Linked DNA regions of Homo sapiens: all the other regions are linked to region 2. A link is an interaction called in ENCODE POLR2A ChIA-PET data of the cell type or tissue named here. Cell type or tissue: GM12878. All regions are shown on one strand. Each heading gives the region's core, and the rest is flanking DNA. Links, peaks and the distances in the headings are about the cores only.

Region 1 (5,000 bases), core at 1-5,000, 91 kb before region 2:
TGGGGGCTGAGGTGAATCACTTGAGCCTAGGAGGTAGAGGCTGCAGTGAGCTGTGATCACACCACTGCACTCCAGCCAGGTGACAGAGCAAGATCCTGACTCAAAAAACATAAAAAATTTAAAACTTTAAAAAAAAAAAGTCAACTTAATAGCAGGGCCGAGCACGATGGCTCATGCCTGTAATCCCAGCACTCTGGGAGGCCGTGGCGGGCAGATCACTTGAGGTCAAGAGTTTGAGACCAGCCTGGCCAACACCGTAAACCCTGTCTCTACTAAAAATACAAAAAATCAGTTGGGCTTGGTGGCGGGCGCCTGCAATCCCAGCTACTTGGGAGGCTGAGGCAGGAGAATTGCTTGAACCCAGGAGGCAGAGGTGGCAGTAAGCCAAGATTGCACCACTGCACTCCAGCCTAGGTGACTGAGCAAGACTTTGTCTCAAAAAAAAAAAAAAAAAGCAAATAGTAATGATAATAATAATAATCTGATTTTTAAACGGGTAAATAATCTGTTATTAAGACATTTCTCAAAAGACATACAAATGGCCAACGGGCATGTGAAAAAATGCTCAACATCACTAATCATCACAGGAATGCAAGCCAAAACCACAACGAGATACCATCTCACCCCAGTTATAATAGCTATTATCAACAAGAAATCAACAGATGCTGGCAAGGATGTGGAGAAAGGGGAACACTAGTACACTGCTGGTCAGAACGTAGACTAATACAGCCACTATAGGAAACAGTACAGAGGGTCCTCAAAAAACTAAAAAGAGATCTGCCTGATCCAGCAATCCTACCACCAGGCATGTAAACAAAAGAAAGGAAATCAGTGTTTGAGATATATCTGCACTCCCACCTTTACCGTAGCACTATTCACAATCAACCTAAATATCAGTGAATGAATGGATAAAGAAAATGTGACATATATACACAATAGAATACTATTCAGCCATGAAAAAGAATAAAATCCTGTCATTGCAGCAATGTGGATGGAACTAGAGGTCATTGTTAAGTGAAAAAAGCCAGACACAGAAAGCTAAATATCATATGGGCCGGGTGCAGTGGCTCACACCTATAATCCCAGCACTTTAGGAGGCCTAGGCTGGTGGATCACTTGAGGCCAGGAGTTTGAGACCAGCCCGCCCAACGTGGTGAAACCCCATCTCCTACTAAAAATACAAAAATTAGCCGGATGTGGTGGTGTGCACCTGTAGTACCAGCTACTCAGGAGGCTGAGGCAGGAGAATGGCTTGAACCCACGAGGTGGAGGTCGCAGTGAGCCAAGATCACACCACTGCACTCCAGCCTGGGCAACAGAGGAAGACTCTATAACCAAAAAAAAAAAAAAAAAAAAAAAACCTAAATATCATATGATGTCTCTCTCATATGTTAAAGCTAAAAAAGTTGACCTCATGGAGGGACAGAGTGGAATGATGGACATCAGAGACTGGGTGGGGCGACAGGAAAGTGAAGAGAGATTGGTTAATGGGGGCAAACATGCAATTAGACAGGAACGAGTCCTAGTGCTCAGAAGCACGGCAGGAGGATTACAGTTAACGATAACTTCTTGCATATTTCAAAATAACTAGAAGAGAGGACGTGAAATGTTCCCAACACAAAGAAATGCCACATGTTTGGGATCATGGGCATCCTAATGACCCTCATTTCATCATTACACACGGTATATGTGTATTAAAGTGTCACACATACCCCATAAACAATGGCATATGTGTATCAAAGTGTCACACATACCCCATAAACAACGTACAATTATTATGTACCAATTAAATAAATAAATAATACATTTGAAAAGGTTGTGGGGGGGAAAAACACCACCAAAAGGCAAGAGAGGCTCAGAGATGCAGTTGTCAAAGCTCTGGTACCACCCATGCACCAGGCAACATGAAGAGGAAGAGAAACGCGCTCGGGGCCAGTCCCATGGTCCCCAGGGTCCCTACCCATGGGGCCATCCCCGGGGGCCTGGACAGAGCTGCCGGTCCTCTAGAGCCTACACGACCCGGGCTCTGGGGCTGCCTGGGGACATCCTCCAGCCACACACTGACCCATCACAGAGCCTTGTAGCCGGGAGAGAGAGCCACCATCGGCCTCTGCCTCTCGTGCAGCTTCAGACCATGGCACTGTCCTCTGTCAGCCCTGGGCTCACTCCTGGGACCTGCCGGGGTAGGGCCCTGTCCCCAGCTCAGATCTGGAGGGTGTCTCGAGACCCCCGGCTGGCTGGCTCAGCGGCTCGCGACAGCACAGCCACCCTCGGTTGCAGCAAATGTGCCTCACTGAGAACCACCACGAGGCTATTTCCCGATTAAAGCTTTAACAGATCAATAGCAATAAGTGAGTCCCCCAAAAATCAATCTAAGGCAGTGCCCTTTTCTAAGAAAAACCACTCTTTCCACAGGCAAAAACCACTTAAAAATAAGAGACAACTGTTTTGGGTTTTGAGGCAGTTTGGCCGGGTGTCGGTGAAAGCCGTCTAGTTGCCTGAGATGAATCCCACATGCCGGGATTCACACTTCCCCCGAGAGCTGGATTCCACCGTGCCCGCCGGGCCTGCGAGGACGAGAGCTGGATTCCACCGTGCCCGCCGGGCCTGCGAGGACGAGCCTCTGCACCTGCTTCCCTCCTGCCGGATGAACTGCGGCTTCTCACGGCTGCGCTGCTGGCATGGTAGAGAATACAACGAACAGGGAAGGAGGGAGGATCTGGAATTCAGTCTGTGCCAATCAGACGTCTCTCTCCAGGGATCTGACAGTGCCAGAGGCTGCTAAGTTTGGTCACTCCCAGGCTGGGGCCAGACCCACCAAGACCACTGACCTCCCACCTTCAAGTCCAGCAAACCTGGACACCAACCAGCATCAGCACCACTGAGACAAGAAGCCTGAGGCCAACCAGGGAACCTCAGGGGTGGAGCTGAAACACCCCAACCCTGACCAGAGCGGATTCCAGGAAGGCTGCTGGGAGAACCCAGACATCCCTGCAACCTTGGCCAGTGGGGGACTTGAACCCCTAGGGCCAACTCCAGATGAGCCCCACTGTCCATCGCACTGCTCAAGCCTGACCCCAGAGCACCCTCTTCATCACCCAAGTCCAATCCACCCCAAGCCCACCCACTCCTCCTGCGCTCCAGCGGGGCCGTCCATCTCTCTCCATTCCCACTTCTCTCCCCACCCCCCAGCCTGGACACCCCCATCTGCCTCTGCCCCAGCCTCTGGGGCTCCAGGCCTCCCTCTCCAGGTGTCCCTGTAGTGCAGACACAGTGGAGCTTTCCAAAGCCAAATCTGAGCACGCCACATCTGCACCAACCCTGCCCAGGGTTCCCTGGCACACCCAGGATGAAGCCGGCCCTGCCTCCCTGCAGCCTTCAAGGCAGTGACTCAGAGTTCCTGCCACCCCCCAGACGTGCAGGGTGGTCTGCACCCCCTGGCCTCAGCACCCGCTGCTCCTGCCATCCTGGTCCTCCACCCTCCCTGCCCACTCAACAGCTCCCACAATGGCCACACTCCTCCCGCTCCCCTCAGACTCTGCAGGACTCCTTGAAGGAGAGACCGAGTCTCAACCATCTCTCCCTTGCCCCAAGGGCCAATCACTCACAAGTGCCAGGTCCTCAGCTCCCTGGGCACAGGAAGGCCTGGGGAAGGGCCCCACCCGATGACCCCACACAGCAAGCGATGTGAGGAAAACCCCCGCCCGCCATGTCTTGAAAATACAAGTCTCGTAAAAAGGCAGTTTCCCAAGCGGAGGCTGGGGGATGGCACCACGTTCGGTGCTTGCTGGGAGCCAGGGACCTTGGCCCACACGAGGCCACCGAGGCTCACGGGACCTCACCAGACCTCACCTGACCACCCCCACAGCCCGTTCTACAGAGGAGCCCACAGAGGCGTGGCAGTGGCGATCACGAGGCTGTCCACGGCACCCACAGCCCTGTGGTTGGTGTACCTGGTCCCTTTGACAGACACATGTGGGGCTGCAGAGATGGAGGTGGCTCCTTCCCTGGGCCCAGCCTTGCTGGCCCAGCACCTCCAACTTCGAAGCCCAGCCCCAGCCTCTGGCCTAGCTACCAACAAGAAAGCTGCCTCTCCTCAGGCCCCAGGGGCAGGCAGCAGAAAGCCTCGGGCCTGTCACCTGCCCCACAGCCTCTCGTGTCAAATGGTCTCGTCTGTCCATCTGCAGGGCAGCCCTGAACTAGCAGGCCACTCCTCAATCACAGTAAATGCAAACGGCTTCTGTACTCTTGCTTTAATCTACAGCCTGGCTCTCCCTGGTTAACAGATGTTTCGTTTAAGCAGCTAAATTACCACAAAATACACCCAAAGAGATGACAGGCCAATTTCTCCCAAGGTTCATTTGCATGAGAAGGGAATGGTGTGTGAAAATTCTATCTTTTCCTTTTTGAAATAAAAAATATATATATATTACAGGTGCAAGTCACAGTATCTCAGGAGCCCGCGGTGCCTCCTGCGGGGAGTGGGGACACCAAGGTCTGGACCGGGAAGCCCCGGGTTCCACTCCCACCATCGCTTCCCCCAACGAAGTCAGGCAGAGTCCGTGTGCCCTCTGACCCTCAGTCTCCAAAGCTTGCAGATGGAACAGTCGTAACTGCTGCTGTGAGGCCTGTCGGGGGCAGGGAAAGCCCTCTGGGGGTCAGACCCACTTGGCCCCTCGGTGTTTAACTGATCCTGATCGTCACCATCTGGGTCGCCACGGCAGCCCAGGGGCAGCCGCAAGCAGGCACCGTGGGACCGGTGACTCCACTGTGCCCCAGGAACCCAGGAGGGGGCCACATGTTCTACGCCAATGACTCTCTAGCCTAGAAACTGTCCTGGCCAGGCCCACGGCCCACACACACACAGAGGGGCAGCCCAGGAGCCAGCCCACCCCTCCCAGGCCACCAGACGGCAACACCAGAGAAAGGCTGGGGGGCCTGAGCTGCTCCACTGGGGAGGTGAGTCGTGACTGTGACACTGGCCTCCTGCCCAGGCCACC
Region 2 (10,212 bases), core at 2,115-7,114:
CTCAAAACCTCCCAGGGGCTCCACGTGACTCAGAGTGAAAGCGAGTCCTGCCCCACCCTGGTTGGTGGGGCCTGGGGTGACCGAGTCCTGAGACCTGTGTCCTGTCTCCTGTGACTTGCGGCCCTCCCTCAAGGCCTGGACAGCAGCAGGCTCCTGCCCTTCCAAGGCCTCCAGGTAGCTCCCAGAACACCCTTCCTGCTGGGCCCCCAGGCAGCACAGACACTGGGGCCAGCCACACGGCCTGGTCCTTCCACTTCCCCACGAGGCTCCTGAGGGTGGAGGAGTCAGGCACAGAGAGAGCTCACGCCAGTTATGGGCACCAAGCACCACACGCAGCTCCGCTGAGACTGCCGGGCAGCACCCTGACAGAAGGCCCAGGCTGTGCTGCTGCTGCCTCCCAGGGCCCAGATGTCAGCTCCCAGGTGTCGGTCAGGTGGGGACATTCCCAGTATCCACTGCTGCTGCACAGGCCCAGAGCCAGGAAATGGGGCTGAAACTGACCTTTGGGGATGTGGGGGTGGTCAGGGCACAAAGGAAGGCTCCCAGGCTGCAGGCCAGCTTCCTCCAAGCATGAGGATGGACGGTCACAGCTCAACATGGGGGCCTGCTTATGCTGCCGTCAGGATCCCACGCCTGGCCAGATCAGGCCCTCTAAGCCACCCACTTCCAACCACCTGACCACTGTTTCAAACCGGAGACTGAGAAGGAGCCCAGCTCCAGCCATGGACACCGGAGTGCATGCCTCGTCCTGGGTGGGGAGGGCAGCCCCGCCCGGCCATGGACTGTGAGCTTGAGCAAGGCAGAAGGAGGGGCGCCCCAGGCTCTGCTTGGCACCAGCCCACGAGCCACGGCAGAGCCGTCCAAGGCCCAGCCCAGAAGCCCTCTTGCTGCTGCCAGGGAAATCCCGGCCAATGTGGTTAAAGCTCTGGGGCTGCACCTGGTGCCAGCATGTGCTCACTGAATGCCAGTGGTCACTACAGGCCCTGAGGGTGCAGTTTGCCTCCAGCTCCGCTACCTGGCAGAAACACACCAACCCCAACAAGACCTGGAAGGCTGAGGGGTGCAGTATAAAAAGCCCCTGGCACACACGGGCAGGCGACTGCCCCACCCTCGGTGGTGAGGCATGGTGATCTCACCTCTCCTCTCCTGGAACACAAACCCTGCCCTCTGAGACACCTACACCCCACACACTCAGATTTTGCAAAAACTCGAGGACAACACGATGCCATGATAAGTGGCCCTGCCTCCCCCAGAAGCCCTTGGCATAGAAGCGGAGCCCCCAGGCAGCCTGGCACCAGCCAGTGGGAGGGGCAGGGAGGGAGGGCAGCCAGAGGGCAAAGGGGTGGCATCCCCCTCAAGCCCCCTCCGCTACCAGGTACTGGGACCCACCACCTGGCAAGGACCACGCCGGGCAGGAGGAGACCAGGAGGCGACAGTCAGGTGAGAGCCCGGGGTGACCCCTCCCTGTGGGAGAATGTGCAGTTCCCAGAGTCCCAGTGGGGAGGGAGGGCTGAGACGGGCTCAGTGCCTCAGGTCCCCGTCCACAGCACATTCACACCATGTCATCCCCTCTGGGGCCGAGGGCTGGTCCCGTCTGCAGACACCTTCCCTCCAAGCACAGTGGGTGGACAGGCTAGAGCCACAGCCAGGGCCTGGCTCTGCCACCCTCAGTGTCTCAACTGTCCAGACAGAGAAGCTGAAGAAACCAGAAGGCGTCTGTGCAAGAGAGCCCCACACAGACACTGGAAAGAACCAGGGCAACCTGCAGACCAACTCGAAAGACCTCCCCTAGGGCGACGGAAATGAGATGAGGCAAACAGCTTCCCGACCAGAGCCCATGCACCTTCCACGTCTGTGCAGGGAGCTCGGGGCCACATCCCGAGATGGGAAAGACAACTGAGGCTTCCACAAAGAAATTACAATGAAACAGACACTGGCCAGGCCAGCTGAAAATCAGTGATGGACTACGGTCCAAATCAACGTGGAGGTTCCAACAAGAGAAGGACGGTGGTGGGGTCACCCTACCCCAGCCTGCGAGTGCCCCAGAGGGTGCACAAGCAGGACAGCCACCCTGTTGCAGAGTGTGGTGCTTTCACACCATGTTCACCCCACCTCAGCCCTCTGGCCCAGACGTCGGTGGCTCCTCTGCCAGGTGAGGTGAGGTGAGGTGAGGTGGGAGCAGACAGTGGAGAAACACCACAAACAGCACAGGTGGTCGGCCAGGGCCACGAGCCCTTCAGCTCACCGATGCCGAGACCCCACAATCCCCACAACAAACCTGCAAGGTCAGAATAATTGCGCACGTGTACGGACGACTAAGCTGAGGCCCCTTCCTCCTTCACCTCCGGAATGCCACCTGAGCGCAAAGGCTTTGGGACACAAAGCACTCAGCAGTCGGCAGTGGAGGCACAGCCCAGGATCAAGACCCTGGGCTTCCTGTCCCAGGCTCCTCAACCTGCAGGCGGCCACACAGCAAGAAGACCCTGGGAAGTTAAAGAACGAGGCGCTCCTGCTTCCCCCACCCTCAACGGCCAGCAAGGACACAAAGGCAGCCCAGGGCAGGGCCAGCCGCCAGCCACAAGGCCCCTCCAGAACCCAAGGTCCAGTGGAGACTCTGAAAGGGCTGATTGCAGGGCCCCCACGGGGTCCACACACCAGACACAGAGGCCCATGCAGAAAGGCGGTAAGGGGCCCCCCTGGGGTCTGCACACCCGACACAGAGGCCCTGCGAGAGGGAGGCATGGAGCGCCCGCGGTGTCGGCACACCAGGATTCACAGCCCGGCTCTCCACCCCCAGCTGACCTCGCTGTGAAGAGATGGTTTGTGCTGAGAGCTTAGCAAGGCCGTCGTCTACCGAGTGCTTCCCACCACAGCCCATGCGCAGGCATGAGAGTCATGCCTCCCGCAGGCCACAGCTTCACTCATGCAAGGACATTCTGGGGGCCGGGACGTCCTAGCCAGTGGCTAGAACTGGGTGTGACCATGGGCCCCCTTGGCTGGGGAGAAAAGGAGGTGCCCCTAGATCCCAAGTCCCCTGGGGCCGCAGCAAAGGGAGGAGGACCTTGCATCACTCCAGGGTGCCACGTGGACGAACAGAGGTAACATTGGGAGTGTGGCTGGCAGTGTTGGACATTCAGAACATGTCTGCCCAAAACAAACATGGCCTTCGCTTCTCCCAGCTCCCAGAAACAAAGTAAACAGAAGGATCACGTCTGGACACCAGGGACCAGCCCCTGTTACATCCCTGTCCCCCCCAGGCCAGAGCCTGACCACTCCGTGTCACCTGCCTCTACTCCTGTAGTGACTGTCAACTTTTTGGATTTCAGAAAGCCAAACCAGCAAGGGAAGCCTTTTCCCGGGGGGTAGAGGTGTCTCTCCTACACACACCCCTACCCCAGGGTCTGAGATGACATCCCAAATCAAACCCGGTATTCTGCAGAGATACACAAAGGTTCAAACTACAGACAGCCTTGTATCAGCTGTAAAGGGGGGCCAGATTTTGCTGCAAAAGAAAAAACCCAGTATCCCCTCGCTCAGCCCACTGTGTCACCAAGAGGGAGGGTGGGCGGCTGGCCGAAGAGGGCTCCATTTTATAGTCCAGGAAGGGGTGGCCTGGGCCCCACAGCTGGTGGGGCAGTGGCACTGGATCTGAAGCAAAGCTGGGCACTGGAGGCTGTGCCTTGGGCCGGTGTGCTGGCAGCGCCTGCTGGAGGAGCCAAGGGGCACTGATTCAACACTGACTGTATTTCCGGAACCAGAGTTAGTATTGGGGGTATGGTGGCGTTGTGGTTACAATCTTTCAAAAGTCCTCATCTTTCAGAGATTTGGACTGAAAGTTCTATGAATGAAATGTGTCTGGAATCTGCTTCATGATAATGTGGGGGGTGAAAATGAGTGGGGTCTGGAAGAAACGGGCCAGCCCAGAGCTGCCCCCGCCCGCGGAAGCTGCTCAGAGGGAAGAGGGTGCACCTCCCTTCTCCCCGGGCCCCCAGCACCCCGTTCCTCAACACACACTCTGCATCCTGCGTCCTCACAGCAACTGTGGGGTCCAGGGTTCTGCCTTGCACCCACTCTCCACCTTCATGCGATGGGGAATAAGCCGACGGGACTCCTGTGAGGAAGTGGGGCAGGGGTGGGGCAGATGGACTCAGGTGGAGTGACTCGGGCTGGAGGAAGGCAGCGGTGCCAGAGACCCCAGTGCCTTAAAGTCTAGACACGAGACACACAAAACCTTCGTGCCGCAATCCCTCCTTCACCCCTCGCAGCTGCCCTGCGGGAATGTGCAGCAGAAGGGGGTGTGGTCTCCTGGGGGTAAACCCTTGCTCCTTTTCTTGGGGAACAGGGGGGCCCCACACCACAGGGACCCTGGACACTGGAGGGGCTGGAAGCCTGTCTGCTAAAATGTGAACCGAGAAGGGTCTGTGAGCATGTACAGTGCAGGAAGAACTCATTTCACCACTCAGCCCTCCAGTGGTGAAGGGGCTCCCACACAGCCTGCTGGCAGCCACCTCGCTCCAGGGGGCTCTTTGCTGTGCGGGCAAGGCCCCCTCAGGAAGGCAGCCTGGCCATCAGCAGCCTGTCGCAGCAGCAGCAGCAGCCTTGTCCTCAGCAAACGCACTCCATCCCTGGGACCATGGCAGGGAAGCGGTGGGTCCTTGGGGGACAGGCCTGGGGAGCCAGATGTGCCACTGCTGCTCTCCCCTGGGCACTGCAGGACAGGGATGGAGCTCTGTCTCCCAGAGGAGGGGGCGGAGGCTCAGAGACCCTCCCTGGGGTCCACCTCCCCGGGTCTCCCACTCAGCTGCCCACAAAGCCCATGCTAGAGAGCCCACAGGCACTGCCTGCCGGGCCCAGCAGAGACAGAGGCAGAGGCCACCCTTGCCAGTCGGGTAAAAGTCGGAGTGAGCAGGCAGCCTGCCTTAGACACAAGAGGATCCGAAACTGCCCAGAGAGGAAACTCAGACAAACCACAAAAGTCCTCGAACGCCAAGCGAAAACCCAGCAGTGAGTGGGTCTGGTGAAATCCTCAAGAAAGACCCAGGCCATGCGCAGTGACTCAGGCCTGTGACCCCAGCACCTTGGGAGGGGCAGGAGAATCCCCTGAAACCAGGAGTTCGAGACCAGCCTGGGCAACATAGTAAGGCCCTGATTCTACGAAAATTTAAAAAAATTAGCCAGGCCTGGTGGTGCACCTAGAATCCCAGCTATTCAGGAGGCTGAGGTGGGAGGATCACTTGAGCCTGGGAGTTTGAGGATACAGTCAGCTGTGATCGCACTGCTGCACTCCAGCCTGGATGTCAGAGCAAGACCCTGACACACACACACACACACACACACACACACACACGATCTGGAATGCCATGGAGATTTCCAAAGTAGCCAGCGGGGAGAGGGCAGTGGCCAGGCTCCCCTAACACTGACTAGCCCCCTTCCTGGGTCCCACTCATGCCCCATCCAAGAGAGGCTCTGTGCTGGACATGGAAGGAATGTTGGTGAGGTGGCCCGAATCCTACCTATCCTCACCCTTGCTGTGTGGCCCCAGGCAGGCCCACCTCTGGCCCTGAAGCTGTGGGTGGCCCCCTGAACCCTTCCCAAGGTCCCTGGACTCTGCCTTCCTCTCCATAGGGCACAGGAGGACCTGAATGAAAAGCAGAAATTCAGCCCCCTTTAGGCTGGCCCAGCCCAGAATTCATCAGAAAAGATGCTGAGTCCAGGGCTGTTTCAGGGCTGTGGACAAACAGGGAGGGAATGGGAATCTGTCCAGTTGCCACCAAAGAAAACACCCAGAAATGCCAGTAGCAGTCTCCCTGACCCCTCCTGCCATTCCATGGCCCTCTTGGGGAGCAGAGACCCAGAGGGGCAGGAGCAGGCATGTCGCCTGGGCAGCACAGCAGCCTAGCCTTCAGGCACTCCACAGAGGGAGGACAGAGGGGTGCTGCCTCCAATGCCACACCCTGGGGCAAACCAGCCAAGGGGCAGCGGCTGGACCATGGGGGCATCTCCAGCCTGGCCTGGGCCCAGAGCAAAAAGTCCTTATTTGGGGTCCAGGGATGGGGAGTCCCAGCTTTCAGCAAACAGGCAGGGTTGGGAGGACAGCTTACCAAGGCCATTCCAGCTATAGCATGAGTCTGGAGGAGCAGTGGCAGGGAGGGGCAGGGCTACATAGCTCTGCAGGGGCTCAACCAGACCTGCCAGCTAAAGGGTGGGAGACAGGAGCACTGGAACCAAGGGTGGGGGTGCTGGAGGAAGCTAGGGGAGGCCTTTCCCAGGGGCTCCCCATTCCCCATGGGTCTCCAGCCCTGGAATTTCCATAGCTCTGGGCCTCTGTACCTGTGTCCCTGACTGGATGGCCCCCACTGGGGCACTCCAGCCCGTCTCCTGGACTCTGTCCTGCGTCAGTGGGGGTCAGATGAGCCCCATCTTCCATAAGTGGAGGGGACGCTCAGAGGTGAAGGGGCACAACGTCGCCCAGGCAGAGAAGGCCAGAGCCAGCTTGAACAAAGCTGGACATCCATGCCAGACTCACCGCCAACACCCCACAGCCCCAGAATTCTCGGGATAATGCTGGGAGCAGTGCTGTGATCGGCTGTGGCAGGAGGGAGCTGAGTCTGTGAGAAGGGATCCCAGCCTGCTGCCCCCACAGCCCCATCTAACCCGGCCAACCTAGCACCTGTCCCCAGGCGGCCAGAGGGGCCTCCCCAGCCCACGTGGTGACCAGCGGCCACCCTCCAGGACTCGGGAAACTGGATCTGTCAGGGCAGGGCTGCCTTCAGTGACAGACGGAGCCAACTGCTTCCTTCTATGGAGCCAGGGGAGAAGTCGGGGGTTGGGGGCCCCCTGTAGCCCTGGAGGAGCCCTGGGGAGGGCAGCTGGGCATCGTGGGCCCCACCCAAGCAGGCACGGCCAGCCCTGGCGCCTACTCCCCAGGGGAATCTGCCCAGTGCTGTGAGCCCCCCATGCACAGCGCACCTGCTCTCCTGCAGCTGCCTGGCCGCCTGGAGGGCCCGGCTCTACAGGCCCAGCCCTGTCCCGGGGCGCTTCAGCAGACTGGTGGGGCTATCCTGGGGCATGGCCCCAGACACGCTGGGCAGGTGCAGCTGCCAGCGCTGCCTCTCCCGTGACTGTCCCCTGCACCCCACAGTTCTCCCCACTCTGCACCCACCAGTGCCTTCTAGACCTAAGACCTCATATGCCTCCTGCTTTCTGAACCCAGGGCCTGTGCTTCTCCATGGCCCCACGGCCCTGGGTGAGCGGCCTCTCTGAAGGTTTCCCTTCCTGCCATGACGCCCCCACAGCCTTCTGGCCACAACCCGTCACCTCTTCCAAGCTCCGTCCCTACCCGCCTCTCTACCCACTCCTCGAATAGAGAGGACTCAAAGGACGCTCTACCCCCGTGGGACCCTCATGAGGCGCGTGAGGAGGCCCGACCCTCCACACATGCTGGGAACGAGGAAGTTGGCCCCACAGACACTGGTCAGGCCCTCCCAACCCCAGGCCACCGCCACGTAGTCAGGGTCTCCCACGGGTCTGGGAAGGGCAGGAGAGCCACGACTCAGGCAGGGGACTCTCTTCAGAGGGGCAGTGAGTGAGGACAGCACCTGGCCCTTTAGAGGGAAGGAGACACCGTGCTCTTAGAGGGACACAGCCTCAGGGTCAGGCCCTGGTGCTCCGCACTTCCTAAAACAAAGCTGCGGCAGGCCCACCTAGCATCCATCTGTCTGCTCCATCTCCTCTCAGCCGGCCTGACAAGAACCAAACTCACAAAACACCCCGGCCCCAGGAGACAGGCCTGGCCTCACTGCTGTCCCACTCAGCCATGCCGAGCCAGGACAAGGGGCCAGCAGGGCCGCAGCTCTCAGACCATCCCCTTGGTTATTTCGTCTATGTTCTCTGCTCACCCCCAACCACAAATGCCGAGGACTGCAGGACGCCCCCAGGCCTGTTGCCGGGACAGACCGGAGGCAGAGCTAAGAGCAAAGCGTGGGCATGCAGCACATCTGTCTGTGAGTCCACAGCCCACGGAGCCACCGTGCTTGACCCTTGCCTCCTACCCAGCCCCTGGTACCAGCGAGGGCCTGGTCAGCATACCCAGGGCTCTGTCCTGTGGTGTGGGCAGATGGGGGCGGGTGGCACCCTGGACCCGCAGGCTCACACAGCTGCCCCTTTGCACATTTTGCTCCTTGTGGGATTGTCAGGCCAAGGCTCCAGTGACGCATGGCACAGGGAGGGCATCCTCTCAGCCGCTTATAGTAGATTCTTCCTTCTGCCACATGACAGGTTATAGCTACAATACTCAGCACTCCTGCAGGGGCCGGGCACCTCACACAGATGCATCTGTGCCTCATCTCGGTCAGTGCTCACACGGAGGCTAAGGCCGTCCCGCCCCAGAGTCCCACAGCTCCCAGGTACCGACTCTTAGTCCCAGGTCCTCACAGGTGCACTGAGGGCACTCCCTCTGCCCCAGACTCCAGGCCTGGCCAGCAGCCGCCTCTGCAGATCACACCCGAGTCCACTGGGTGCTTTGCAAAATGCTGCAGCTGGTTATCAAGCCACACTCAGAAAGATCCAGCCGGCGACTCCTGAACATCACTGCACCCTCAGCGGGACACTTTTCCAAGTGGCTGGAAAAGTTGTCTCCCACAATACCGGATTAACTTCTGACGAACTCAGTACCTTGGGGGCCTGCGGCAAGGAGGGGGGCGGGGGCATGTTCCACGCCCCATCTTCCCAACACCAGGCTCCGAAGGCCCTGTGAGGAGGCAGCCTGCGAACTGACTCTCAGGGAACAGCCACAGACTGGTGCGAGACGCAGACAGCCAACAGCACGGACACAACAGGGTCCGAGCCTCCAGCCACACGCACAGGTCCTGGCTCCACTGCGAGCTCAATCAGGAGTGGCCAGAAGACTTACAATTTAAACCACCAACAGGTGAATGGCCCAAAGTGACACTTTCTCTTTAAAAGAGCTCTCGGTCAGGCATGGTGGCTCACACCTGTAATCTCAGCACTTTGGGAGGCTGAGATGGGTGGATCACCTGAGGTCAGGAGTTCAAGACCAGCCCGGCCAACATGGCGAAACCCCATCTTTACTAAAAAATTAAAAAAAATTAAAAAAAATAGCCAGGCGTGGTGGCGGGCACCTGTAATCCCAGCTACTTGGCAGGCTGAGCCAGGGAGAATTGCTTGAACCCAGGAGGTGGAGGTTGCAGTGAAGGGAAATCATGCCATTACACACCAGCCTGGGCAACAGAGTGATACTCTGTCTCAAAATAAGTAAATAAATAAATGAGCTCTCAAGCATCTTGGCCGAGCATGGTGGCTCACGCTTGTAATCCCAGCACTTCAGGAGGCAGAGACGGGTGGGTCACTCACGGCCAAGAGTTTGAGACCAGCCTGGCCAACATGGTGAAACGCCATCTCTACTAAAAATACAAACAAACAAACAAATAAGCAAGCCCTCAAGCCTCTCAGATGGCAGGAGCCCAGGAACCAGAGCAGGGAGGCCCGGGCACAGGGGCCCATGATGTCTGTGCCCATGATTTCACAGGAAGGAGAATAGGCAAAGAAAACCCTATGCTCCGCCACCAGCTGGGCACCTCTACAAGGTGGCAGTACCAACAAAAACACAGGAGCAAGGCCATTCTTGGCAAACGCTGACCCAAATGCACCTGGCACCCCATCATGCTTTGCTACCTGTGCATCTCTTCTGCTCCAACAAGGGGGCGGAGCCACAGGGGTCGGGAAGGCCCAAGGCAGACCCGCAAGTTCCAAAACCTTTTACGGCAAGAAGCCTTGCATTCTACCATGATTCATCCAGTTACCTTCTAGCTTCAACCAGATACTGGCTTCGTGATATAAGGGACCTGCTGGCTAGGCACGGTGGCTCATGCCTGTAATCCCAGCACTTTGGGAGGCCAAGGCAGGTGGATCACGAGGTGAGGAGTTCGAGACCAGCCTGTCCAACACAGTGAAACCCTGTCTCTACTAAAAATACAAAAAATTAGCTGGGCGTGGTGGCGGACGCCTGTAATCCCAGCTACTTGGGAGGCTGAAGCAGGAGAATTGCTAGAACCCGGGAGGTAGAGGTTACAGTGGGCTGAGATCGTGCCACTGCACTCCAGCCTGGGCAACAATGCGAGACTCCATCTCAAGAGGAGAAGAGAAAAAAAAAAAAAAAGGAACCTGCCTAGGACAGGAACCCCGTCAGGTCAG
Region 3 (10,212 bases), core at 3,166-8,165, 70 kb after region 2:
TTGCAGTGAGCTGAGATCGCACCATTGCACTCCAGCCTGGGCTACAGAAAACAAACAAACAACAACAACAAAAAACAAACAAACTGAAACATGCAACGTGAAAGATGAATGTCAAAGGCATTGTGCTGAACGAAGGAAGCCAGTCTCAAAAGGTTACATATTGCGTAACTCCATGTATGTCATTCTGGAGAAAACGACACTGGAGGGAGGTAGCGTGGATCAGTGATAGCCAGGGGTTGGGGACGGGGTGTGGTCTGACTTCCAAGGGGCAGCCGGGAGGGGTTGGAGGTTTGAACTCTCCTATAGTCCTCGTCATGGTGGTGGGCCACAAATCTACACATGTGTAAGACATAGAAATGGATAGTCCCATCCAATTTAATGTTTACAATTTATTTATTTAAGAAAAAAATGTTTTGTAAAGAACTGTACCTGGGCCAGGCGCAGTGGCTCACGCCTGTAATCCCAGCACTTTGGGAGGCTGAGGCAGGCGGATCACGAGGTCAGGAGATTGAGGCCATCCTGGCTAACATGGTGAAACCCCATCTCTACTAAAAATACAAAAAATTAGCCGGGCATGGTGGCGGGCGCCTGTAGTCCCAGCTACTTGGGAGGCTGAGGCTGGAGAATGGCGTGAACCCAGGAGGTGGAGCTTGCAGTGAGCCGAGATTGTGCCACTACACTCCAGTCTGGGTGACAGAGCAAGACTCCATCTCGGAAAAAAAAAAAAAAGAACTGTACCTGGCTGGTCACATTGGCTCACACCTGTAATCGCGACATCTTGGGATGCTGAGGTGGGAGGATTGCTTGAGTCCAAGAGTTCAAGACCAGACCGGGCAACATAGGGAGAGCCCTGTCTCTACTAAAAATAAAAAATTAGCTGGGTGCGGTGACATGCACCTGTGCTTCCAGCTACTCAGGAGGCTGAGGCAGGAGAATTGCTTGAGCCTGAGGGGTTGAGGCTACAGTGAGCTATGATCACACCACCACACTCTAGCCAGGATGACGAAATGAAACTTTGTCTCAAAAAGTAAATAAATAAAAACTGTACCTTTGGCTGGGAAATGGTGGCTCACGTCTGTAATCCCAGCATTTTGGGAGGCCGAGGTGGGTGGGTCACCTGGGGTGAGTTCGAGACCAGCCTGGCCAACATGATGAAATCCCATCTCTACTAAAAATACAAAAAATTAGCTGGGCGTCGTGGCAGGCACCTGTAATCCCAGCTACTCGGGAGGCTGAGGCAGGAGAATTGCTTGAACCCAGGAGGCGGAGGTTGCGGTGAGCCAAAACCGCACCACTGCACTCCAGCCTGGGCAACAAGAGGGAAACTCCATCTAAAAAAAAACAAAACTGTACCTTTGAGGGCTTGCCGAGTCTAGCCCCCTTATTGCATAAGAATCCTTAAAACCCCAGACGGGTTGGGCTTCCCATTTTACAGCAGAGGAAACTGAGGTGTAGGGAGGTGCCTAGGTGTGTCTGACTCTAAGCTAAACACATGTTTTTAACCCCTGTGCAGTTCAGAGTCTCGTAAACCTCTGGCTCCATGTTCTCGTCAGGATCCCTCTGCTGAGAGCTCAGCGCAGGTGGCAGGGCTGGACACAGGAGATGGGGACGAGGCCCATGCTGTAGAAGGGGCAGATCTGGGATCTCACCCTAGACAGACCATCCAATGGGAAGGGTCCGGGATTGCGGGACAGAAAGAGGAGACAAGAGAGCCAGGCTAGCAGCGCCCAGATGGACAGACACGTAGTCTCTGGGTGCGTTGCTGGAGGAGCATCCCACGATGGCTGGAACTGTCTGGATGCTGTGCCAGGCAGGCCAAAGTGGCCAGTCACATCGCAGCTGCTCTCAGCTCCTCTCGGCCACCACGGGCTCTGCTGAAGTGGCAGCCCTGAGCCGGGACACTCCCCACTCCCAACAGACATAGCTGGCGAGGAGGGCACTGCCTATAGGTGGCCTCCACAGGCTTGTGTGGGATCCCACACTGCAAGATTCTCCCTCAGGAAGGGAATCTGGGGACCCTGGAGAGACTGAGGCCCTTGAGGGATGAGCCGAGGCTGGAGGAGGGGATGAGGCTGTGCGGGCAGTGTAGTCCCAGGACCATGGCTGGCTCAGCGCCAGAGGAAGGAAAGGCTGGGAAGGAGGCGCTGAGACTTGAGCCGAGGGGAGAGCCAGAGAAGGGGAGGGGAGGCTGTGAGGATGGACTTGCATCCAGGTCACATTGGGCTGGGCCCAGAGCAGTTTCTCCAAGTGTGGCCAGGAGCTTACAGGTGGCTGTTTAGAACTACAGATTCTGGTCTGGTGTGGTGGCTCCCGCTTGTAATCCCAGCACTTTGGGTGGGTGGATCACGAGGTCAAGAGATGGAGACCATCTTGGCTAACATGGTGAAACCCCCCTCTACTACAAATACAAAAATTAGCTGGGCGTGGTGGCACATGCCTCTAATCCCAGCTAGTCCGGAGGCTGAGGCAGGAGAATTGCTTGAACCTGGGAGGTGGAGGTTGCGGTGAGTCGAGATCACGCCATTGCACTCCAGAGGAGGTGACAGAGTGAGACTCCATCTCAAAAAAAAAGAACTACAGATTCCTGGGCTCCTCCCCAGACCTACCGGGGGGCCGGGGAACCTGCATTCCACCAGCTCCCCAGGTCATTCTGTTGCATCCTGAAGTCTGAGAGGCACTTTGCCTAAGTGAGGAGCCCGGAAACGTGGCCCAGCCCGTCTGCAGCGACTTTTGCAAGGGTTCCCTCTGCTGCTGCCCTTCACCGCTTCCCGCAGGTCCTGCTCTCACCCGACTGGCCTAAAGCTCACAGTGTCTCTGCCTCTCACAAACAGCCCTGCAGGGCGGGACCCTGCCCACACCACCCGCCTCGTTTGGGGTGAAAGGCAGAGCCTGCAGAGACAAGTGTGTCCAGGCCCCTCCGAGACCCGGTCAGCCTTTGGGCACTGGGGTCCAAGTTAGGGTCCATCCTTCTACACTGCTACCCCCAAATGATGTTATTTTATTTTATTTTTTTATTTTTTTTGAGACGGAGTCTCGCTCTGTCGCCCAGGCTGGAGTGGAGTGGCGCCATCTCGGCTCACTGCAAGCTCCGCCTCCTGGGTTCACGCATTCTCTTGCCTCAGCCTCCCGAATACCTGGGACTTCAGGTGCCTGCCACCACGCCCGGCTGATTTTTTGTATTTTTAGTAGAGATGAGGTTTCACCATGTTAGCCAGGATGGTCTCGATCTCCTGACCTCGTGATCCTCCCGCCTTGGCCTCCCAAAGTGCTGGGATTACAGGCGTGAGCCACTGCACCTGGCCAGGATGGTTTCTTTCATCCTTGGGCCTCCCTGACCTTCCCCAGCTTGGCACGAGGCAAAGGCCTCCAAGTCGGCCCAGTGTGGGTGGCTGGTCTCTGTGCCAGCTCAGCTGTCTCCTGGCTTCACGTCAAGGAGGGCTGTGAGCATCCCCCACCCACCTTGTCTGCATCGTTCGCCCACCCTTCCCTGTAGCATGCTGGGTGGGGGTGGGGGTCAGCCCTACGCATACCCACCTCTCTGGCTGGATCTCCCCTGTGCCTCCAGCCTCACCCCACTGCCCCCACGCCCTGGCCTTTGCTGACACAGCCCGTCCTCACCCCAGAGGCCTGTGTGGTGCCTGCAGGGCAGCCTGGCTTTTCTGGCGCCTCTGGTTGAACACCACCCAGGAAGGGTCCCTTGATTTTCCACCAACTCGTCAGCATGGCCTTCCATTCCAGAACCTGGCACTGCATCCTGCAACTGTTGCCTGCGGGTCCGGCTCCCCCAGATGGAGCCCTCCCTGAGGGCAGGTACCAGGTGGGCCTGCTTCAGACCCACGACACCTGGCAGTACCTATATAAACACCACTCCAGGGATGCGGGTGACGAGGTGAGGGGTGGGAACTGGGTTGATGGGAGAGATTTGTAGTGGTCTAGCAGCCCTGTGTATCACTCTTCTATTGTGGAAAATGAAGGAGGCTTGTTATTTCTTTCATCGCAAAGGCAGGACACCTGCCTGAAGAGCATCGGTGCTCCCCAGGGAGAACTGAGAGACCCCCCCCCGCCCCCACTTTCTTTTGTGTGTGTGTGTGTGTGAGACAGAGTCTCGCTCTGTCGCCCAGGCTGCAATGCAGTGGCACGATCTCGGCTCACTACAACCTCCGCCTCCCAGGTTCAAACAATTCTCATGCCTCAGCCTCCCGAGTAGTTGGGAGTACAGGCCCCTGCCACCACGCACGGCTATTTTTTGTATTTTTAGTAGAGACAGGGTTTCACCATGTTGGTCAGGCTGGTCTCAAACTCCTGACCTCAGGTGCTCCGCCTGCCTCGGCCTCCCAAAGTGCTGGGATTACAGGCGTGAGCCACCGCTCCTGGCCTTGGTCCTTCCTACTTTCATTCCTTGTGGGCTCCTGTGGAACCATTTCTTCTGCACCCTCCAAAGCCTACCTTCCTCCCCGCATCTGGCTTTGTTTTACAAAACTGGTCATTCTGTGCCCCTTCTCCCATTGCTTGTTTCTCCCTCTTAACAACATGTCGCTGCCGTTGCTCTGTGGCAGGACTACCCAAGCTACCTTATCCTTTTGGCGGCCGTGGACTGTTCCAGAATCCGGATGTCCCATGGCGTATTTACCTATTCCTCTACAGATGGACATTTGTCTCCAATGAGTTCATCATTATAAATACTGCTGCCACGGACATCCTGGGGCAGCCTCAGGCCCTTCTGCAGGTGTCTCTGAAGGAAAGATTCCTGGGAGGGAACTCACAAAGGGTTGTATATTCTAAATGGGCACTGGGGCCAGTGCTGTAATCCCAGAACTTTAGGAGGCTGACGTGGGAGGATACCTTGAGGCCAGGAGTTTGAGACCAGCCTGGGCAACACAGTAAAACCCCATCTCTACAAAAAATTTAAAAAGTTAGCCGGGCATGGTGGTGCACACCTGTAGTTCCAGCTCGTCGAGAGACTGAGGCAGGAGGATCACCTGCACCCCGGGGGATCGAGGCTGCAGTGAGGTGTGACCGTGCCACTGCACCCCAGCTTGGGCAACAGAGTGAGACTTCATCTCCAATAAACAAACCCACAGGCACTTGGGGTCCATCTTTTATTTCTGTCTTAGAAACCACGGTTGTGATTCAAATGACCTCCACGCTCTGGTAGTCCCTGCCTCTCTGGTTTCCGACAGCTTTAACATGAGACCCCAAGATGAGGAACTCAATGTCTGAGGTCAGAACTATCCAGGACCAGCCATGTCCTATGGACTGCACCTCCTCTGCCCGAATTCGAGCCTGCCCACCCTTCCCATAGCCCACCGTGCTGAGATCGGCCCCATGTGCCTGCCTGCCTGCCTCTAGCCGCTGGAGGCGTGGTGGGGTGGCTGCTCCCTGCCTCCAAGGCTGTCCCCCAAGCTCTGTTGGCCACTGGAAGACAGCTGGGAGTAGGGCCCAGGCTGACCGCCTTGGAGAAGCCTCTTCTGCCGCATTCGTGGAGATGCTCAGGCCTTAGCTGGTTTTGTGGGGAGTTAAAGACCGCAGAGGTATAGGGCAGGGGTGGGCAGATGGAGGGGCCGCGAGGGTCCTTGGGGGAGCCAGGAAGGAAGGGAGGTGCTGGGAGCCAGAGACCAGGCCAAGGCCTCCACCTGAGCCCGAGCCTCTCCTCTGCGTCAGCTTTCCTATTTCAGGCAGCTGCTCCCCGCCTAGGGAATTCTCCGCGAGCTGTGGAAAATGCAGCGGGGCGGGCCCTGCGTCTGTGGCTTTTTCCTCTCTTCCTCAGCTACCGCCCCAGGGCCCGGCCTTCAGTGCCTCGGGCTGGCGAGGGCCGCCCCCCTCAAGGCTGGTACGCGCTCGCCTAATCCCACGTCACCTCTTTCCTTAGGTTACTTATCCCCGTGGAGAGTGTGCTGCCTCTTAACCAAGTCAGGGAGCGCTTCTATTTTATCCCAAAGAAACACTTCATCACTGTGAAATCCCAGAAACAATGGGAACGGGCAGCGGGGCTAAAGTGCAGCTGGGGGCGCAGGAGGGAAGGAACTGGGAGCGGGTGTCGGCGTGGAGGGCGGACCACAGAGCTGCTGTGGGGACAGCCGCTCAGGGATGATGTCCACACTTAGGGCCGGTATGACTTCCAGGAACACGTGGCTCCTACGGAGGTCTGCAGAGCAGGGGCAAGCCCCAGCCTGTATGTACTTGGCTGTGTGACATTGGGCAGGTCACTGAGGCTCTCTGGGCCCCTCATTTTCCTCATCTACCAGAGCGTGGAGGTCTTTTAAATCATTTTCCTCATCTGTAAAGATCAGAATAGCTCCCACGTTTGGGACTGAATGAGGTGGTATCTAAAGTTCTTAGGTGGGCCGGGCGTGGTGGCTCACACCTGTAATCCCAGCACTTTGGGAGGCCGAGGTGGGGAGATCACCTGAGGTCAGGAGTTCAAGACCAGCCTGGACAACATGGTGAAACCCCGTCTCTACTAAAAATACAAAAATTAGCCGGGGGAGGTGGTGCAGGCCTGTAATCCCAGCTACTCGGGAGGCTGAGGCAGGAGAATCACGTGAACCCAGGAGGCGGAGGTTACAGTGAGCTGAGATCACACCACTGCACTCCAGCCTGGGCAACAAAGCGAGACTCTGTCTTAAAAATAAAAATAAAGATAAAAATAGGCTGGGCGCAGTGGCTCACGCCTGTAATCCCAGCACTTTGGGAGGCCGAGGCAGGTGGATCACGAGGTCAGGAGATGGAGATCATCCTGGCTAACACAGTGAAACCCTGTCTCTACTAAACTACAAAAAATTAGCCGGGTGTGGTGGCACGCGCCTGTAGTCCCAGCTACTCCGGAGGCTGAGGCAGGAGAATGGAGTGAACCTGGGAGGTGGAGCTTGCAGTGAGCCGAGATGGCGCCCCTGCACTCCAGCCTGGGCGACAGAGCCAGACTCCGTCTCAAAAATAAATAAATAAATAAATAAATAAATAAGTAAATAAATAAAAATAAATGAAGTCCTTAGGTGGGTGACAGGCACACAGTAGGCACTCAGGAATAACAGCTGTGGTGGTTTTTAATAGCTCGGACAGATGGAAATAGTTTGGTATGATGGGGAAGCACGGGTGGAGTACTACTAGCAGCTGCATATAGAGCCCTTAAAAAATGACTCCTACAAACCACCACTGCACTAGCCACACTCCTCCCACCCGGCCCTGTCAAACAAAACTAAACAAAACAAACTAAAGCCTTTGAAAAATCGCCTTGGCTCTTTGGGCCTCTGATTTCCACCTGGTCTGTCCCAGGAGCTGTATCTTTCACAGTGGTCTTTGCCGGGACCCTCTGTAACCAGTGGGATTATGCTGCCGCCACCAGCACCACCGAGAACCCGAGGTGGGGAGGGGATTTGCAGACTGCGCCAGGTGCAGCCTGGCTTTGGAAACAAGGGTCGCATTCCTGGAATTCTGGCTGGGAGATCCGCCCAGCTTGGCCTGACCCAAACTGGTGCCTGCATGGCTTCTGGGCACGCGCAGCTGAGCTCCCAGCACCACCTGGGGGAAGAGGGGGGCCGTCCCCGGGGACACCCTGGCCTGGAGTGGAGTGGAAGGTGGGGCAGGCAGACAGTCATAGGGACTTTTAAGCAAGTTTAACAGGTTTAAATCCCAACAGGAAGTGGAAGAGAACATGCCACCATTCATTCATTGTGAGGGTCTTTATTGAGCACCTGCTGTGTGTCCCTCCTGGCAGGCACCGAGGTGGACAGGGTGTCCCTCTCTCATGAGCCCACAGTAGCGAGGGAGGTGGACAAGGGAGCGGCCCCTGGTGAGGGTCAGGATGCTGGCAAGGATGGAGGGGCCTTAAGGAAGGGACAACCCAGGCGATCAACCATCCGGATTTCTTTGGGATTGAGGGGCTGCCAGGGGCAGGGACTCCGGTTCTGGAACTGGGGCTGTGCCAGTCAAAGTGGAGTGTTGTCACTGCAGACAGGGGCAATCTAGAGGGGCCACCTTAGAGGATGGCCAGGGGAGCGGACGTGATGAATGGAGAACGAGGCTGGTGGGAAGGAGAACGGAGTGGAAGGAGAGAATTTGACACAAGGAAGAAACCACACAGTCCGTGTCAACAAGATGGGCTCCTCTGTCTACCCTGCTCTTTCTGTACCAGGGAGCTAAGGCCGGGGGAAGAAGAGAAGGACAGTGGTATAGTGAGGACTGGAAGTGGCTTTCTGGATACCTGGGTTGAGCGTGGCCAATCAGCATAAAGCTGTCAGGTGAAGGCCCACAGGGCCCTGATGGGCCCCTGTGGAGATCCTGGGGATGGGGGATGGTGACATGAATCCCCCAACTGGCTGTCCTGGCATAGTTACCAGGGGAAAAGGAATTTAACATAAAATCCCACTGACCTGGGCTGGCAGGGAGCCATAGGATCTCCAGGCAGCAGCAACAGCTCCCTGCACAGTGGCCAGGTTGAGGTGGCCCACAAGCCTGGAAATCTGGTCAGCAGCTCCGGGAAACCCTGGGTCCTGGGCATTGCCCCGTCCCTCGGCTTCCTCCACCTTCCCGAATCAACTGCCATCGGAATCCGCTGCCCCCCAAAGCTCTGGGCTGGCCATGAAGGGGCCAGTGCTTCCGGGCTGCCTGCTTCGAGGACACCAGCACTCCTGCCACGGGCCATTCGTCCATCGCTGCCAGTGGCCCTCCCTCTCAGGGTTCGGCAGTCCACTGTCCCCGAGGAAATACTAGTTACTAGGTGACGACACGGTTCCTAAAACAGGCTGGTGTTCTGCATTCAGCCCTGCTGCAACCTCAGAGCCGTGCTGCCTGCTCCTGATCCCAGAGGTGCCGTCTCTGAAGAGGCCACCCCTGGAAGCGCTGTCCTGCCTAGAGTCAGGGCTCACTTCCCTGGTTATGCCCACTAGCTGTGGGTCCTTGGGCAGCTTCTCAACCTCTCTGAGCCTTGGTTTCCTCATTGTAAAAAGGAGATAATAAAGGCATCACGTCACAGGCTTGTTGGGAGGGTGCAAGGAGGTACTAAATGTGACAAACTGAATACAGTGTTGGGTGCACAAGTGCTCCTCAGTGCTACATGTCACCCCCAACCTCCTGGGCCAAGTGCCCAGAGTGCTGTGATGAGGGTCAGACTCAACTCAGCCAGACCCAGGGGACACTGACCCAGGAATTACAATGGAAGATGTTTTCACTGTGGAGGAGCTGGGGGCCGGAAGACTTGCCACGTTTAGGGAGGCCCAAGTGGACACTGGCTGGTTGGGGGTGCCCTGGGGAGGAGAGACTGGTGGAGGGACCTGGGCCAGCGGGGAGGGTGGCCAGCAGGCCTGGACTGTTGGGCTGATCAGAGATCCTTGAGTGCAGGTGGGGAGAAACCTTCTAGAAATGTTTGTTTGTTTGTTTATTTATTTATTTATGAGACAGAGTCTCGCTCTGTTGCCAGGCTGGAGTGCAGTGGTGCAATCTCAGCTCACTGCAACCTCCACCTCCTGGGTTCAAGTGATTCTCCTGCCTCAGCCTCCCGAGTAGCTGGGACTACAGGCACCCATCACCATGCCTGGCTAATTGGTATTTTCAGTAGAGATGGGGTTTCGCTATGTTGACCAGGATGGTTTTGATCTCTTGTTCTTGTGATCTGCCCACCTTGGCTTCTCAAAGTGCTGGGATTACAGGCGTGAGCCACTGTGCCTGGCCAAAATGTTGTATTTATAAAAATTGTTTAGAGAAGGCTGGGCGTGATGGCTCACGCCTGTAATCCCAGCACTTTGGAGGCCAAGGCGGGTGGATCACCTGAGGTTAGGAGTTTGAGACCAGCCTGACCAACATGGTGAAACCCCATCTCTACTGAAAATACAAAATTAGCTGGGCGTGGTGGCGCATGCCTGTAATCCCAGCTACTCGGGAGGCTGAGGCAGGAGACTTGCTTGAACTCGGGAGGCCAAGGTTGTGGTGATCACCCCATTGCACTCCAGCCTGGGCAACAAGAGCAAACTCCGTCTCAAAAAAAAAAAAAAAAAAAAAAAAGAGAAAATCCTCTAACCCCATTCAGCAATTTTTGCAATCCACCCCTGCCTGCAGTCATAGCTAAAATTCTGAAACCATATAACGCCAGCAAGGAAGAGAATTTAACAAAGGCAAGTAATTTGCTTTACTAAGTTTTAAATCCTCTTATATCCTACCAAACAGTTGTCAGCCTCAGGAAAAAATATGGCAGGTGAAAATAGAAGAGAAAATAAGAAT

The links. ChIA-PET counts read pairs that join two places held together with the same protein. Peaks named below come from ENCODE experiments on the same cell type or tissue, not always from the same donor. Only the 100,000 strongest peaks of a DNase experiment are listed, where the experiment ranks them.
Region 1: POLR2A ChIA-PET joins it to region 2 with 5 read pairs; 2 of 35 experiments call an interaction of 5 or more read pairs at or near these places.
Region 3: POLR2A ChIA-PET joins it to region 2 with 5 read pairs; 15 of 35 experiments call an interaction of 5 or more read pairs at or near these places.

What each region holds. Positions count from the first base shown.
Region 1 is chr9:133,966,598-133,971,597 of GRCh38, forward strand. All of the region lies in intron 1 of VAV2 (vav guanine nucleotide exchange factor 2), which reads right to left. Among named protein-coding and RNA genes, the nearest start is that of VAV2, 23 kb to the right of the region's middle. RefSeq lists enhancers at 3,448-4,332, 4,333-5,000. In GM12878, for the core only: no CTCF peak of the experiment used is centred there; no DNase peak of the experiment used is centred there; H3K27ac peaks cover 593 bases.
Region 2 is chr9:134,055,275-134,065,486 of GRCh38, forward strand. All of the region lies in intron 1 of BRD3 (bromodomain containing 3), which reads right to left. It overlaps LOC100130548 (a long non-coding RNA gene), which reads left to right. Exons shown (of 3, transcript NR_135126.1): 2 at 1,376-1,440; 3 at 1,688-3,531. Among named protein-coding and RNA genes, the nearest start is that of BRD3, 7.6 kb to the right of the region's middle. RefSeq lists enhancers at 4,339-5,080, 4,885-4,934, 4,955-5,134, 7,315-8,226. In GM12878, for the core only: no CTCF peak of the experiment used is centred there; a DNase peak (open chromatin) is centred at 4,957.
Region 3 is chr9:134,123,786-134,133,997 of GRCh38, forward strand. It overlaps WDR5-DT (WDR5 divergent transcript), which reads right to left. Exons shown (of 2, transcript NR_186420.1): 2 at 7,665-8,688. Among named protein-coding and RNA genes, the nearest start is that of WDR5-DT, 7.1 kb to the right of the region's middle. RefSeq lists enhancers at 2,316-3,197, 3,198-4,079, 5,120-5,965, 5,966-6,809, 8,528-9,097. In GM12878, for the core only: no CTCF peak of the experiment used is centred there; no DNase peak of the experiment used is centred there; H3K27me3 peaks cover 308 bases.